Regions from separate parts of the Homo sapiens genome. Here region 1 is linked to region 2. The links are chromatin loops, found by intact Hi-C in ENCODE. Cell type or tissue: IMR-90. All regions are shown on one strand. Each heading gives the region's core, and the rest is flanking DNA. Links, peaks and the distances in the headings are about the cores only.

Evidence for each region. Peaks named below come from ENCODE experiments on the same cell type or tissue, not always from the same donor. Only the 100,000 strongest peaks of a DNase experiment are listed, where the experiment ranks them.
Region 1: a loop joins it to region 2, with 4 times the contacts of the local background. A loop is called at or near these places in 2 of 110 quality-filtered maps.

Annotation. Positions count from the first base shown.
Region 1 is chr20:20,006,534-20,014,031 of GRCh38, forward strand. No RefSeq gene overlaps it. Among named protein-coding and RNA genes, the nearest start is that of NAA20, 7.1 kb to the right of the region's middle. In IMR-90, for the core only: no CTCF peak of the experiment used is centred there; a DNase peak (open chromatin) is centred at 4,318; H3K27ac peaks cover 365 bases.
Region 2 is chr20:19,899,081-19,906,578 of GRCh38, forward strand. The region is part of intron 3 of RIN2 (Ras and Rab interactor 2); the gene reads left to right. Among named protein-coding and RNA genes, the nearest start is that of NAA20, 110 kb to the right of the region's middle. In IMR-90, for the core only: a CTCF peak has its summit at 4,227; a DNase peak (open chromatin) is centred at 4,261; H3K27ac peaks cover 580 bases.

The DNA of each region.
Region 1 (7,498 bases), core at 3,176-5,675, 110 kb after region 2:
TTAGATAATCGACTGCTTTGGCATTTCACCCCTACTGCTTATTTCTGCTTACCCATTCATGCTATTATCTGCTGGCAAGTTTCTTGTGAAACAGAAGAAAGGCAGTAATGGGTATCAAAGGTTTAAGAAAAATGTACTGGGGCGGGTTGCTCAATGTAGGAAGATCAAACATAAAGTGAATACTAGTCATTAATTTTATTTTATTTATTTATTTATTTTTGAGACGGAGTCTCACTCTGTCGCCCAGGCTGGAGTGCAGTGGCACGATCTCGGCTCACTGCAAGCTCCGCCTCCCAGGTTCATGCCATTCTCCTGCCTCAGCCTCCTGAGTAGCTGGGACTGCAGGTGCCCGCCACCATGCCCGGCTAATTTTTTATATTTTTAGTAGAGATGGTGTTTCACCGTGTTAGCCAGGATGGTCTCGATCTCCTGACCTCGTGATCCACCCGCCTTGGCCTCCCAAAGTGCTGGGATTACAGGCGTGAGCCACCGCACCTGGCCTAACTTTATTGTTGTTACTGCTGACGGTGGTGATGGCGGTGATGGTGGTGTGTGCGTGTGAGTTGGGAGTAGCTCATTTTCCCCAGTATTCAATGCTGGTCAAGAGCATCATCAGGGCCCATAGCCAGGGGTGACTTTCGCCAAGAAGGGAGAAGGGAGCAAGGGAGGTTGCAAAGACGTCTTGCTAGCTTCCCAGTCACGGGCAGATCGAAATCCTAAGAGGAACCATCTCTGCCTGCACAAGAGTCTAAAATAGTATTTCCCAAAAAGGAATTATTATTTAAGTAAAAGCATAATTATAGTCAGTGATTATTTTAACCACTTTCCTCCACCTTTTTCCCCTTTTACTTTATTATATTCACGAATTTATATGTCCATTTATATCATTTAACAGGACTATTGTTTAAAACTTGGTGCTTTACCAAGAAGAATACAGAGGTTGACGTGATTAATTCTTTTTATTTCTGATGTGCGTGCTTCCGATTTCTCACCACTTCTACAAATTATGAGAGAATGCATTTATTTACCAGATTGCAGTTTCCGTCCATTTTATCTTTCTCACTCCCATTTTTCTCTGCAGCCTATTGATGTACGATCATATGCAGAAAAGACTTATGCATCTATTATCTACTGAAAGAAAAACTACAGAAAACAATAAAATGCTAGAGACTCTTTAACCAATCAGAAAAAAATACGTAAGTGAAGCAGCTACGACATCACAAAGCTTCTATTTTTCGCTAGCACATGAAAATATGAGACCTGACAAATTGCAAACTCTCATTGAACAGATAGTTTAGGGTTTTGCCTTGAAAACCATAGTCCACGGATCAAGCATCACATCTTTTGGGAGTTTGTGAGAATCTCAGACCCCTGGCAGACCTGCTGGATCAGAATCTGCATTTTAACAAGATTCACGAGCACATTAGAGTTGGCTTGAGAAGCATTAGTTCAAGGTATATTTGGGGCCTTGGCATTTGTGCAGCTGATACAAATACACAAATGTAGGAGGTGTGCTGCTCTTAGAACCCTGCAGGAAAGGAGAAGAAAATAGCTCATAATTGTTTTGCTAAGAGTAAGGCATAACTTCATTTAAAATCACCTACATTATGGACAAAAGGCTTAACAAACAAATGTCAGGAACCAAGTTTTTACCTCATTATATATATTCAATTATGTTCTTCTTGCTTTGACAGGGAAAAGGGGCTTGAAGGGCGTGGGGAAAAGATTCTGAAAATTAGGTGGGATTGCTGAAGTCAAACTTAATGATTTTGCTGAGTTTGCTGGAGAGTGGCTTCTCTCACCTCCAACATCTGTATGAGGGCAAACAGGAGCAGCGGAGGGGGATCTCTCTGTCCGGGCCAGCTGCTTGCACATGCATGTGTGTGCACGCACGGATGTCGTCATGTAGTCTGCACAATTAGTCACATTGTCTGCATGTGACATGGGAAGTTTATAAGCTTTTTTATTTTCTTAAAGAACAGCTGGTCCGGCCACAGTGGCTCACGCCTGTAATCCCAGCACTTTGGGAGGCCGAGGTGGGCAGATCACCTGAGGTCGGGAGTTTGAGACCAGCCTGACCAACATGGAGAAACCCCATCTCTACTAGAAATACAAAATTAGCCAGGTGTGGTGGCGCACGCCTGTAATCCCAGCTACTCAGGAGGCTGAGGCAGGAGAATGGCTTGAACCCAGGAAGGGAAGGTTGTGATGAGCCGAGACTGTGTCGTTGCACTCCAGCCTGGGCAACAAGAGTGAAACTCTGTCTCAAAAAAAAGAAGAAGAAGAACAGCCAACTTCCTTTTAAAGGCATTTCATTCCCTGAGAATCTACTAATCATAAGACCCTTTTACTCACCAACTTCGAAAAACAAAGATGTGTTTAATAAAACCTCTTCGGTGAGCAAGGAGTGGATGATTTAAAACATCGCTGGAAAAAGCTCCTGTGGAATCCCCAGCAGACAATTTCAAAGGGAAAGTATGGTGAATTTCGCAGAACTCTTTCATTTCTCCAGGTAACCATTGTGGACAATCCTGAGCCCTCATTTGTTTTTCCAGATGACACTGGTTTACTCACATGATTTTGCCTTATGTTTTTCAAGGGGAAGGAGGATTTTAAAAGAATAAACACAATACATGGTTTTCAAAATCAAATATTGGAAGACTTGCAATGGAAGGCAGCAGCCCCTGAGCCTCCTCCCAATCCCATTTCTGTTATCTCCTCCCCTAAACTACGTCTCCAGCTGTGTATTCATTATTTATCTCCATACTTCTAAAAAGATGCTGATACTGCTGCTTATTGGTTTCTTTTTCTTTTCTTTCTTTCTTTTTTTTTTTTTTGGAGACAGAGTCTCACTCTGTCCCCCAGGCTGGAGTGCAGCGGCACGATCTCAGCTAACTGCAAACCACCTCCCAGGTTCAAGCAATTCTCCTGCCTCAGCCTCCTGAGTAGCTGGGATTACAGGCATGTGCCACCACACCCGGCTAATTTTTATATTTTTAGTAGAGAAGGGGTTTCACCATGTTGGCCAGGCTAGTCTTGAACTCCTGACCTGAAGTAATTCACCCACCTCTGCCTCCCAAAGTGCTGGGATTACAGGCGTGAGCTACCATGCCCGGCCTCTTTTTCAATATTAGACATTAATAATTGATTCCATATCATGGAAGGTGAGGATTGAACCTTCTTGTATGGTGGTCCTCTCCTTAGGGTGACCATGTAGCAGCCTGGTCATATGTCAATGCCTGTGGGGCTTTTCTCCTGGGTCAGGTGGTTTCCCCACAAGAAAATTCTCCAGTATCCTACGGGCGCCGGGTGCAAAGTGGGGTTAAATTTTGTTGCCAGCGTTCTAGGAGCTAAGCAGGCAAGGAGCCTGTGGGTTTTCAGCTTTCCGTCTGCCAGCTTTCACCTCCTCCCATTTCCAATGCAGTGTCTCAACGTCACTTTTCGCTGCCTGTGCTCTGACGGCTCAGGGACATGGCTTCTGGGTCTCTCCAGGAGTGAGGCGCTCATCTTCTCCCTTCACTCACACCTGCCAGAGCTCATTCCTGAGCCCGCTCAGACGCTGCATAGGGAATCGATTGCCTTGCTTCCTGCTGGCTTTTCCGCCTGACATTGGTTAACATCTAGCTTTCTCCTGTCTGCTGAGTTTTCAAGCCCGCAAAATTTTGTTACCAGTTCCCATTGGCTGCTGTCTCCTCTTCCATTCTTTTTGTTCCTATGGATGTATGCCCTTTTAAAAATTCCTTTTTAAATTTTCTTTAATTCTCATTTTAGTGAGGTATTGGTAGGGGAAAGATAGGTAATGCAGCCTGCCTTGTTTAATTGAAACCTGTAGTTTTAATAAGAAAAAAAATAAATAATAAAATAATAAAGAAAGAAACCTGTAGTTTTACATTTGAATGGTGAATGAACTTATACATCCTAGTTAGCAAAACTGAAAATAGATTATTACAATGATAGGCCAGAGTCAATGCATCTATCTTATCCAGTTATTATTTTATATAAAAAATTTCTTATATGAAGTCATCCAAACATCCAAGCTGTTTAATTGTAAAGTATGCTGCCTAGGATATATCAAAATATATATTTACTGTGCACTTTGTCCTTTCCATATAATCTGAAAGAAAAGAAACAGAGCAACAACAGATGAACCATCAAGCTGTTTGCTTGTTTTCAATGTGGAATTTTGCAATGATGGATGTGAATCTGGGTCAGCACTGTTTACAGAGAGCACATGGTGTTTTGTTTCAATGAGCAGGAAAATGTTTGCCATTAAATGTGGTAAAAGCTTGTAGTTTTTTCCAACTAAGCAGTAAAAGAAATTACTCTGTGTAGAATGATAAATAAAGAGTTCTATGAGTCATCTTTAATGTAGGGGAAAATGTGCAGCCGGGATAGAAACAGTGTTTTACTGCCGGCTAAAAATAAAATCAAATGCACTGAAACAGAAGTCAATAACAGCATGTCCTAGAAGCCCAAGTAACTGTGGGGTTTAACGTAGTTCATGCTTTTCAAATATACTTCTTAAAATGATGGTGACAAAAATGGAAAGACTATGCTGATCCTTCCTTCTTTCCTTCCTTCCTTCCTTCTGTCCCCTCCCCTCCCCTCCCACCATTATTTATCTCCATACTTCTAAAAATATGCTGATACTGCTGCTTATTGGTTTCTTTTCCTTTTTCTTTTCTTTTTTCTTTTTTTGAGACGGTGTCTCACTGTGTTGCCCAGGCTAGAGTGCAGTGGCACAATCTCAGCTTTCCTTCTCCCTTTCTCCCCTCCCCTCTCTTCCCTTCCCTTCCTTTCTTTTTTAAAAACACCATGCTGGAGTGCAGTGGTGCAATCATGGCTCACTGGAGCCTCAAACTCCTGGGTTCAAGGGATCCCCCTGGCCTTACCCTCCTAAGTAGCTGGGACTACAGACACATACCACCATGCCTGGCTATTTCTTCTTCTTTTCCTTCTCCTTCTCCTTCTTCTTCTTCTTCCTTTTTTTTTTTTTTTTTTTTGTTTTTGTTTTTTTGTAAAGATGGGGTCTCGCTTTGTTGCCCAGGCTGGTCTCCAACTCCTCAAGCAGTCCTCCCACCATAGCCTCCCAAAGTGCTGGTGATTCTTCTGTTTAAAGTCAGATTTATTAAGGTATAAGTTTGATAAAGTAAAATTGACTCATATTAGTACACATTTGATGTATTTTGACAGACTCATTTGGTCATGTAGCCACCACCATGATCAGTCCCAGCCTGGGCAAACATTGGTCTGTTTTCTTCTGTTCCTATAATTCTGCCCTTTCAGAATGTCATATAAATGGCTGGGCACATTCACTCATGCCTGTAATCCCAGCATTTTGGAAGACTGAGGTGGATGGATCACCTGAGGCCAGGAGTTTGAGACCAGCCTAGGCAATATGTCAAAACCCCATCTCTACTAAAAATATAAAAATTAGCCAGGTGTGGTGGTACACACCTATAGCCCCAGCTACTCGGGAGGCTGAGGCAGGAGAATCGCTTGAACCTGGGAGGTGGAGGTTGCAGTGAGCCGAGATGGTGCCACTTCACTCCAGCCTGGGCAACAGAGTGAGACCCTGTCTCAAAAAAAAAAAAAAAAAAAAAAAAAGAATGTCCATGTAAATGGAATCACAGGGTACACAGACTTTTGATTCCGGCTTAAATATTCATACAGATGTTTTGATAAAAACGTAACTTTTCGTTTCCCTGGGGTAAATGCCCAGGAATGCAATTGCTGGGTTAAGTGATAGTTGCATGTTTGCATGTTCAATTTGTAAAGAAACTACCAAACTGTTTTCCAGAGGGGCTGCACCATTTTATATTCCCATCAGCTATGTATGAGTGATTCTGTTTTGAAGTTTTTAGTACATTTCAGTGTTAAACTGCTGAAATTGTCAGATTCACTAGGTTTAAAACACATGCACTGTTAAAAATGTTTTATTTCTGAAAGTGTTATAATTATATTTCTAGAAATGTTATAATTAGACTCCAGCATAAATTAAGTCGCTGATACAAGGGGGAAAAAAACTCATGCTGGCCTTATTCTTCTCCCCCAGAAACTTTAAACACCAGAAAACAATGGAGTAATGATGTTTACAAAATCTTGGAGGAGAGAACATGGGATCCAGGAATATCCAGCCAATATTCCACTTGAGCATCCTAAGAGACAAGGGCGCTCTGTGAATAGAGCACCAGCACCATGAGCCCGAGGAAAAACAAAGCACAGCAAAGTCAAACAAACAAAAGCTCAGCAGAGAAACCCAGCCAACCCATACATGCATCAGAATGAAGAATGGAAAGGGAAAAGCTGTAAGAAGAAACAGGAATGACAATTACATCCACTCAATCATAGACTTAAAACCAAACAACTAGGTGATATATAGTTGAAAAACTGATGTGGCTTTATAGAGAATGGTGGCACACGCCTATAGTCCCAGCTACTCAGGAGCTGAGGCACGAGAATCGCTTGAACTTGGGAGGTGGAGGTTGCAGTGAGCTGAGATGGTGCCACTTCACTACAGCCTGGGCAACAGAGAGAGACCCTCTCTCAAAAAAAAAAAAAAAAAGAAAGAAAGAAAAAGAAAGAAAGAAAAAGACCAGTCACGGTGGCTCACGCCTGTAATCCCAGCACTCCGGGAGGCCAAGGCTGGTGGATCACAAGGTCAGGAGTTCAAGACCAGCTTGGCCAAGATGGTGAAACCCCGTCTCTACTAAAAATGCAAAAAAAGTAGCCAGGCATAGTGGCGGGCACCTGTAATCCCAGCTACTAAGGAGGCTGAGGCAGAGAATCGCTTGAACTCAGGAGGCGGAGGTTGCAGTGAGCTGGGATCACACCACTGCACTCCAGCCTGGGCGACAGAGCAAGACTCTGTCTCAAAAAAAAAAAAAGGCCTCGTGTGGTGGTGCACACCTATAGTTCCAGCTACTCAGGAGGCGGAGGCAGGAGAATCCCTTGAACCCAGGAGGCAGAGGTTCCACTGAGCTGAGATCTTGCCAGCGCTCCAGCCTGGGAGACAGAGCGAGACCCTGTCTCAAAAAAGCAAAAAAACAAAAAACAAAACAACACAAAAAAAGAGTAAATAGTGCCCTAAATTGAAATTTCTATTAAAAAATCTGATTTTGACCATTAATTATCCTCATTAGGAGATTGAAATTACATTTAATACATATATAAGATAATACTATACATATCTTAAACTTTACAGGAAACTTTTAGGAGCTTTTATTTTGTGCTGCTCAGCAATCTCTTTATTTTCATATTTATTTATTTATTTATTCTTTGTATTATTTTTTAATTTTTTGAGACAGAGTCTTGCTCTGTCACCCAGGCTAGAGTGCAGTGGTACAGTCTCGGCTCACTGCAACCTCTGCCTCCCGGGTTCAAGCGATTCTCCTGCCTCAGCCTGACAAGTAGCTGGGATTACAGGCGCCCGCCACCATGCCTGGCTAAATTTTTTTTGTATTTTTAGTAGAGATGGGATTTCACCATGTTGGCCAGG
Region 2 (7,498 bases), core at 3,085-5,584:
GAAATGGCTTATTCCCAGCCACTTCTATTATGCCTCTCCTTTCCTTGTTCCCAAATATCCCCAACCAAGGATTTTTGCCTTAAAAAATCAAATGTCTTCAATGAGGTTGAAGAACTATGTGACAGCTAGCTCTATGTTTATTGACTTAAATACTGGTAGAGGATTCCTGGGCTCTTTTTCATGGTGTAAAATCCTCACAGTGACGCTCTTGGTGTTGCTCTAATCCCTAAACTCAGATATGTACATATATATGTCCAGTGGTCCGAGGTGAATTGGATGGAGAATAATTTCCCAGCATAAAATCTTTCAAATGTCTTTATGGTGGCATGTAGAAAACCATTTCCACAACATAATCTGAAGCTGTACTATCTATTGCTGTGTAACTAATTACCCAAAATCTTAGTGACTTCAAACCGCAAACATTCATACCTCACATTTTCTGTGGGTCAGAGATCTAAACGCAGTTTAGCTGAGAGCCTCAAGCTCAAGGTCACTATGAGATTTGGGAGGAGTTGGTGGCCAGGGTCATAGTCTCATCTGAAGGCTTGACTGGTGAGGAATCCACTTACAAACTAACTTGGCAGGTCTCGGTCCATTGTCAAATGGTTCTCTTCACAGGGGTGGCCTTAGGACATGGCAGATGGCTTCCTCACATGGCAAATTAAACAGGAGAGAGCAAGAGAGATGGAAGTCACAGTCTTTTTATAACCTACTCTTGAATGGTACCCCATCACTTCTGCTATATTCTATTCGTTAGAAGCCAGTCAATAAGTCTAGCCTCAGGAGCAATTACTCAAAGGTGTGAATATCAGGCTGTGGCTTACACTGGGAACATCTTAGGGAGCGCAACATAGAAAAACAGCTCAGTCACAAACTCAACAACCTGCAGGGCCAAACAGAAATAAAATGAGTGAGTGGGCCTGGCATCAGACAGGTGGGATTGGTGGAGACTGTAACAAAACTGGAGCATACAAGTCCCTTCTAGAAGGAGAAACTGCTCTCTCAGTTCCAACCAATTCTTGTCATGCAAGAATGAATGTGGGTTTTTTGGTTTTTTCCAAGTGAGGGAGGCCAGAAATCTAGATTTTCATGTAAAATAATCCCAATTTAAAAACTATTCTGGCTGGGCATCATGGCTCATGCCTGTAATCCCAGCACTTTGGGAGGCTGAGGCTGGCAGATCACTTGAGGTCAGGAGTTCAAGACCAGCCTGGCCAACATGGTGAAACCCTGACTCTACAAAAAATACAAAAATTAGTCAGGCGTGGTGGTGCATGCCTATAGTCCCAGTTACTCAGGAGGCGAGGCAGGAGAATTGCTTGAACCCAGGAGGCAGAGGTTGCAGTGAGCTGAGATTGTGCCACTGCACTCCAGCCTGGGCAACAGAGTCTCAAAATAAAAAATAAAAAAATAAAAACCGTCCTAAAGTCAGGTACAGTGGCCCATACCTGTAATCCCAGCACTTTGGGAGGTCGAGGTGGGAGGATCACTTGAGCCCAGGAATTAGAGACCACCCTGGGCAACACAGGGAGACCCTGTCTCTACTACATTAAAAAAAAAGAAAAAACAAAAACAACAACAAAAATTAGGCTGGGTGTGGTGGCTCACGCCTGTAATCCCAGCACTTTGGGAGTCCAAGGTGGGCAGATGTCCTGAGGTCGGGAGTCCCAGACCAGCCTGATCAACATGGATAAACCTCGTCTCTACTAAAAATGCAAAATGAGCCAGGCGTGGTGGCGCATGCCTGTAATCCCAGCTACTTGGGAGGCTGAGGCAGGAGAATCGCTTGAACCCGGGAGGCGGAGGTTGCAGTGAGCCGAGATCACACCATTGCACTCTGGCCTGGGCAACAAGAGCTCTGTCTCAAAAAAAAAAAAAAAAAAAAAAAAAAAAGAAATGTACTTCTTGGATTCCACTCCAGACCCAGAGAATCAGAAACTGCAGGATAAGGCCCAGCTCTCTCCTGGTGATTCTGATGTTCACCCAGGTGGGAGAACCACTGCTCCAGACCCTGTATTTCAATGAGTGAACGGCACTATACAAAAAGCATAGAAACGTCTTCATTCTCAACCTAGCTTCATGTCCTTCTCTGGAAAATGGAATGATACCACCTTACCAGCTGGATTGTAACTGTCTGTTGGTCAGATACAGTATTTTGATGATTTCAGTCAATAACTCTGCAAGCCTTGGTGTTACTACTGGTGTCTTTTTCTGTCTGCTTTCCCCCACCCCCGTCCCCACATTTTATTTGCTTTCTCAAAAGCATCTGCACACAGATACATGGGTGGACATCCTCAGAGGCAGGGTGACTCAGCCGAACAGAACCCTGCAACATGCACTGGCAAAAGTGCCCCACCCAGCGTCGAACACCCGACCTTGTCATTTACCCACGGGTGCTAGCACAATCAGTGTGCTACGATTGAGGGGCGGCTCTTCCCCCTGCCAACTAAACCCTGGGGAAAATGAACACTCAAACTCCGTTGTTGGTATACACTGCCATTAGCCAAAGGAACAAATGATCAAATGGAAAAAACAGACATTTTGTTGTTTGACATTTAGGTAAAATCAACTATTTTGGTGCCACTCCCTAGGCACAGCCCAGCCTTCTTCCTTATTCAATTACTTTGTAATATTTATGTTTAATCTAATAAACAGGTCGAGTGCGGTGGCCCACACCTGTAATCCCAGCTCTTTGGGAGGCCAAGGCCAGCAGATCACTTGAGGTTAGGTGTTTGAGACCAGCCTGGCCAACATGGTGAAACCCCGTCTCTACTACAGACACAAAAATTAGCCGGGTGTGGTGCAGGCGCCTGTAATCTCAGCTACTCAGGAAGCTGAGGCAGGAGAATCACTCGAACCCGGGAGGCGGAGGTTGTGATGAGCCAAGATGGCACCACTGCACTTCAGCCTGGGCGACAGAACGAGACTCTGTCTCAAAAAAAAAAAAAAAAAAAAAAAAAAATTGAGCAAACACACTGTTCCAGGCATTGTTCTAAGCACTTTAAAACCATTAACTTATTTAATCCTCACAATATTATTATCCCCCTTTTGCAGTTAAGAAAACTGAGGCATGAAGAACTTGCCACACAGTTTGTGAAGTATGTGGTGGCTCCGTGGACACTGTATATAAACTTGGGAGGAATTTCATAGAGACAGGACCCAGCACTCATTGGACTCCTCCGACTCTCCTTGAGTCCTTGAGATGCTGACTCTGTGCCTCAGCCAGCTCAGAAATGAGACTCAGGCAGTCTCTCCTCCCACCACCTTCCATGGAGTGCTCCCTGGGCTGGATGCTAGTGAGCTGAGCCTCTCTGAACTTTCCCACTGCACCTGTCCCTCACCGCTGTCCTTTGCTGGCCACCCACCACTACCTCTTTCCGATGGCCATCTCTGAGTTTCCTATAGCAAAAGGTGGGGATGATTCTTCTCAAAGGCCACCAGGAGGACATCCTTCCTCAAAGTTAGGTTTATGAGCTTGTGCAGACAGAGAGAATGCCCACTGACAGAGGCATAGGAGGTTCTCAGTCCGAGGGAGCTGGGGGAGCTCATTACAGGGTTTCTGCTTGCGCTGGGTAATTCTAAGGAAGGTGGGGTTGCAGATCTAGCAAATAAAATATACAGGACACCAGTGAAACTTGAATTCCAGATATGGCATAAGTATATCCTATGCAATATTTAGCACATACTTATACTAAAAAACATTATTCATTATTTATCAAAAATTTAAATTTGGCCGGGCACGGTGGCTCACGCCTGTAATCCCAGCACTTTGGGAGGCCTAGGTGGGTGGATCACAATGTCAGGAGATTGAGACCATCCTGGCTAACGCGGTGAAACCCCGTCTCTACTAACAACACAACAAATTAGCCGGGCATGGTGGCGGGCCCCTGTAGTCCCAGCTACTCGGGAGGCTGAGGCAGGAGAATGGCATGAACTCAGGAGGCGGAGCGTGCCGTGAGCCGAGATTGTGCCACTGTACTCCAGCCTGGGCAACAGAGCGAGACTCTGTCTCAAAAAAATAAAATAAATAAAAATAAAATAAAATTTAAATTTAACTTAGCATCCTGTATTTTCTTGAGTAACTCTACAGGAGGGCTAAGATGTTGTCAGGAAGTGAGGGTAATTTGTTGCTAGGGGTAGCTTGATGGTCTTTATCTGGAAGGGGAGGAAATAAAGGGAGCTTGAGGGATCATCGGTGGAGGAGCAGCCAGCGCTCGTGTGTGTCGAAAGAGGGGGCCATTTCGTCGTTTTTGTGGTTTCAGCATCCTGGTTTCTGTTCTGTCATTTCAGACCTGTTCCCTAGTGGCCTTGAATAGTTGGTGTTTACATTGTGTCTGTGTTGTTTATGTTCTGTTGGGAGCGTGCCAGGGGTGTTTCTTCCTTTCTCATTCTACTTCCAGATTCTAGGCTTGTTTCAGGGTCTCAAAGACACAGGTCACTTGGGGTTCTGTTCCGGGACAGCTGGTTCCACCTTGACCACTGGTTCTCTGGAAATATTTTTGGTTGCCACCACTGGGATGGGGATGCTACTGGTCTCTAGTAGGCAGACGCCAGAGATGCTGCCAAACTTCCTCCAATGACCAGGACAGCCCCCACGACAAAGAATTATCTAGCCCCAAATTCTAACAATGCTGATGTTGAGAAATCCTGGTCTGCACTGTAAATTAGGAAATAAAATTTGTGTTTCTTGAGGTTTCTCCAACTATCTCTGAATCAGGCTTTCCAGAAGTAAAGGAAATGAAAGCAAGAAGACTGTGATCATGTATTTAGCACCCAGTGTCCTGCATGCTCCTTGAGGACAGAGAGAGTGTCTTACTGAATTTGTATTACCTGGGCTGAGCTCAGTACCTGGCCGGTAATTGCAGGTGTTCAATAAATATGCTGGATGGGCCGGGCGCCATGGCTCATGCCTGTAATCCCAGCACTTTGGGAGGCCGAGGCGGGTAGATCACTTGAGGTCAGGAGTTCAAGACCAGCCTGGTCTCTACTAAAAACACAAAAATTAGCCAGGTGTGGTGGCGCACGTCTGTAATCCCAGCCACTCGGGAGGCTGAGGCAGGAGAATTGCTTGAACCCAGCAGGTAGAGGTTGCAGTGAGCTGAGATCATGCCATTGCACTCCAGCCTGGGTGACAGAATGAGACTTCGTCTCAAAAAAAAAATATATATATATATATATATAAAATATATATATATATTTGCTGGATGAATAAAAAAATGTGTAGCACACATCTGTATGCGCTGCCTATATATGGTTCATTTATTCAGCCAGTATTGATTCCACACCTACAATGGTGAGGCCAGCCCTGGGCACCGGGTATGCGGTGCTGGGGGAAGCAAATCAGAATTGGAGAAACTTGAACTTGAAGGATGGGGATGAGGGGCAGGGCTACTCACATTGGGGTAGGGAAAGTCTTCCTGAAAAGGTGACTTTAAGCTGAACTGTGCAGGAGAGAAAGAGACGAAAGGAAGAGCATTCCCGGATAAGGAAGCCACATGTTTAAAGGCCTGGAGTGACATCTGAGGCTCTGAGGGAGAAAAAGGGTGGCAAGTATAATGAATGGCAGGCCGGAAGGGCAGGAGGGGCAGGATGCCAGTCATGCCAGCCAGGTGAACACTGGGATTCCATTCTTAGTGCTATCGGAAGCGGTGATGGGTATGAGGAGGGGAGTGCCACCTATGTGCCACCCTCATAAAGCTCACCCGGCATTAGCACTGTGTCTCCATCCATCAACCAAGAAAACCAAAGTGCAATTAAAATCTTCCCTGGAGTCACTCAAAGGAGGCCAGAGCCAGCCTCCCCATCAGCACAACTTGAAATCTTGACATTGAGTTGCTGTTCTTTCTCTACACTTGCTTCTTCAGGTGCCAAGCAGCTCTCTCAAATTGAGGTAGCCCTGCCCTTCCTCCCCATCCTTCAAGTTCAAGCTTCTCCAGTTCTGATTTGCTTCCTCTATCTCTCCCAAGCTCTTCCAGCCTGGTGGTCCTCTCTGGTTTACTCTGTCCCGTTCCCACTTTCTGGTCTTTATTGTACAGGTCCCCTTGACCTGGCTGGGGTCTTTAGTATCATGGTTTTCTTCTCTGCCCCGATTCAGAATCTGCTCAGCAAAAGCTGAGCCAGAACAGACTCAAAACTCACACCTTCCCCACTTGGAAGGTAAGACAGGGAGGAGGATTGCAGACTCCTGTCATGTGCATTTTTCAGGATTGTCTCATACTCTTTGAAATAACTCGTCTACCTGACATATGTGGAGTGGACAAGAGAGGGGCAGGAGAGGGAGTGAGAGAACCTCTGAGGACAAAGCAAACGATGACACTCAGGCCACATCCAGCTGGCATCTGTGCTTGAAAGTCAAGTTCTGGCTGGGCGAAGTGGCTCATACCTGTAATCCTAACTCTGTGGGAGGCTGAGATGGGAGGATGGCTTGAGGCCAGGAGTTCGAGACCAGCCTGGTCAACACAGTGAGACCCCATCTCTATTTATAAAGATAAATAAACTAAGAAAGTCAAGTTCTATTGGAGCTGGGCATGGTAGCGTGTGCCTGTAGTCCCAGGTGCTCCTGGAGGCTGAGGCAAGAGGATCACTTGAGCCCAGGAGTTCAAGGCTGCAGCCACTGCACTCCAGCCTGGACAACAGAGCAAAACTCCATCTCTAACAAAAAACAAATAAACAAACAACAAGTTCTATTGGAACCCAGCCATTCACTCACGTATTGTCTGTAACTGCTTCTGTACCATTAACTGCAGAGTTTGGTTGCTACAGGGACTGTATTGCCCCTATATAATAATTCCTAAAATATTCATTCTCTGGCCCTCTGTAGAGAAAGTTTGCTGACCACTGACTTAGGAACTAACTGCATCCTGTCACTGAATTCTCAAAGGTAGTCTTGAGTGTAGGTAGCAGTATCTCTATTTCACAAACAAACAAACAAACACATGCCAGGGCCATGAATCTATATAAACACCCCCAGAGAGTAAGTGGCAGAGCCAAGATTCACAGCCTGATCTCCCAGGGCAGGTTCCATTCTCTATCCTGAACTGCACTACTTGCCTCATACATACAGGTTGTCAGAAACAGCTGGAATAGTGGCTAGGCATGGTGAATTACACTTGTAATCCCAGCACTTTGGGAGGCTGAAGTGGGAGGATTGCACGAGTTTGGGAGTTTGAGACCAGCCTGGGCAATACAGCAAGACCTTGTCTATACTAAAAATAAAAAATTAGCCAGGCATGGTGGCATGCACCTGTAGCCCTAGCTACCCCGGAGGCTGAGATGGGAGGATTGCTTGAGCCCAGGAGGTTGAGGCTGTAGTGAGCTATAATCATGCCACTGCACTCCAGAGCCTGGGTGACAGAGTGAGACTCTGTCTCAAAAAGAAAAAAATAGCAGGAATGAATTCATCAGAGGTGTTAACCTTGGATGCTTACAGGGGCCAGGAAGATAATGTAGGCGAGTGAAGCCAACCCAGGCCAAAGTTGATAAATGGCAACTGACATTT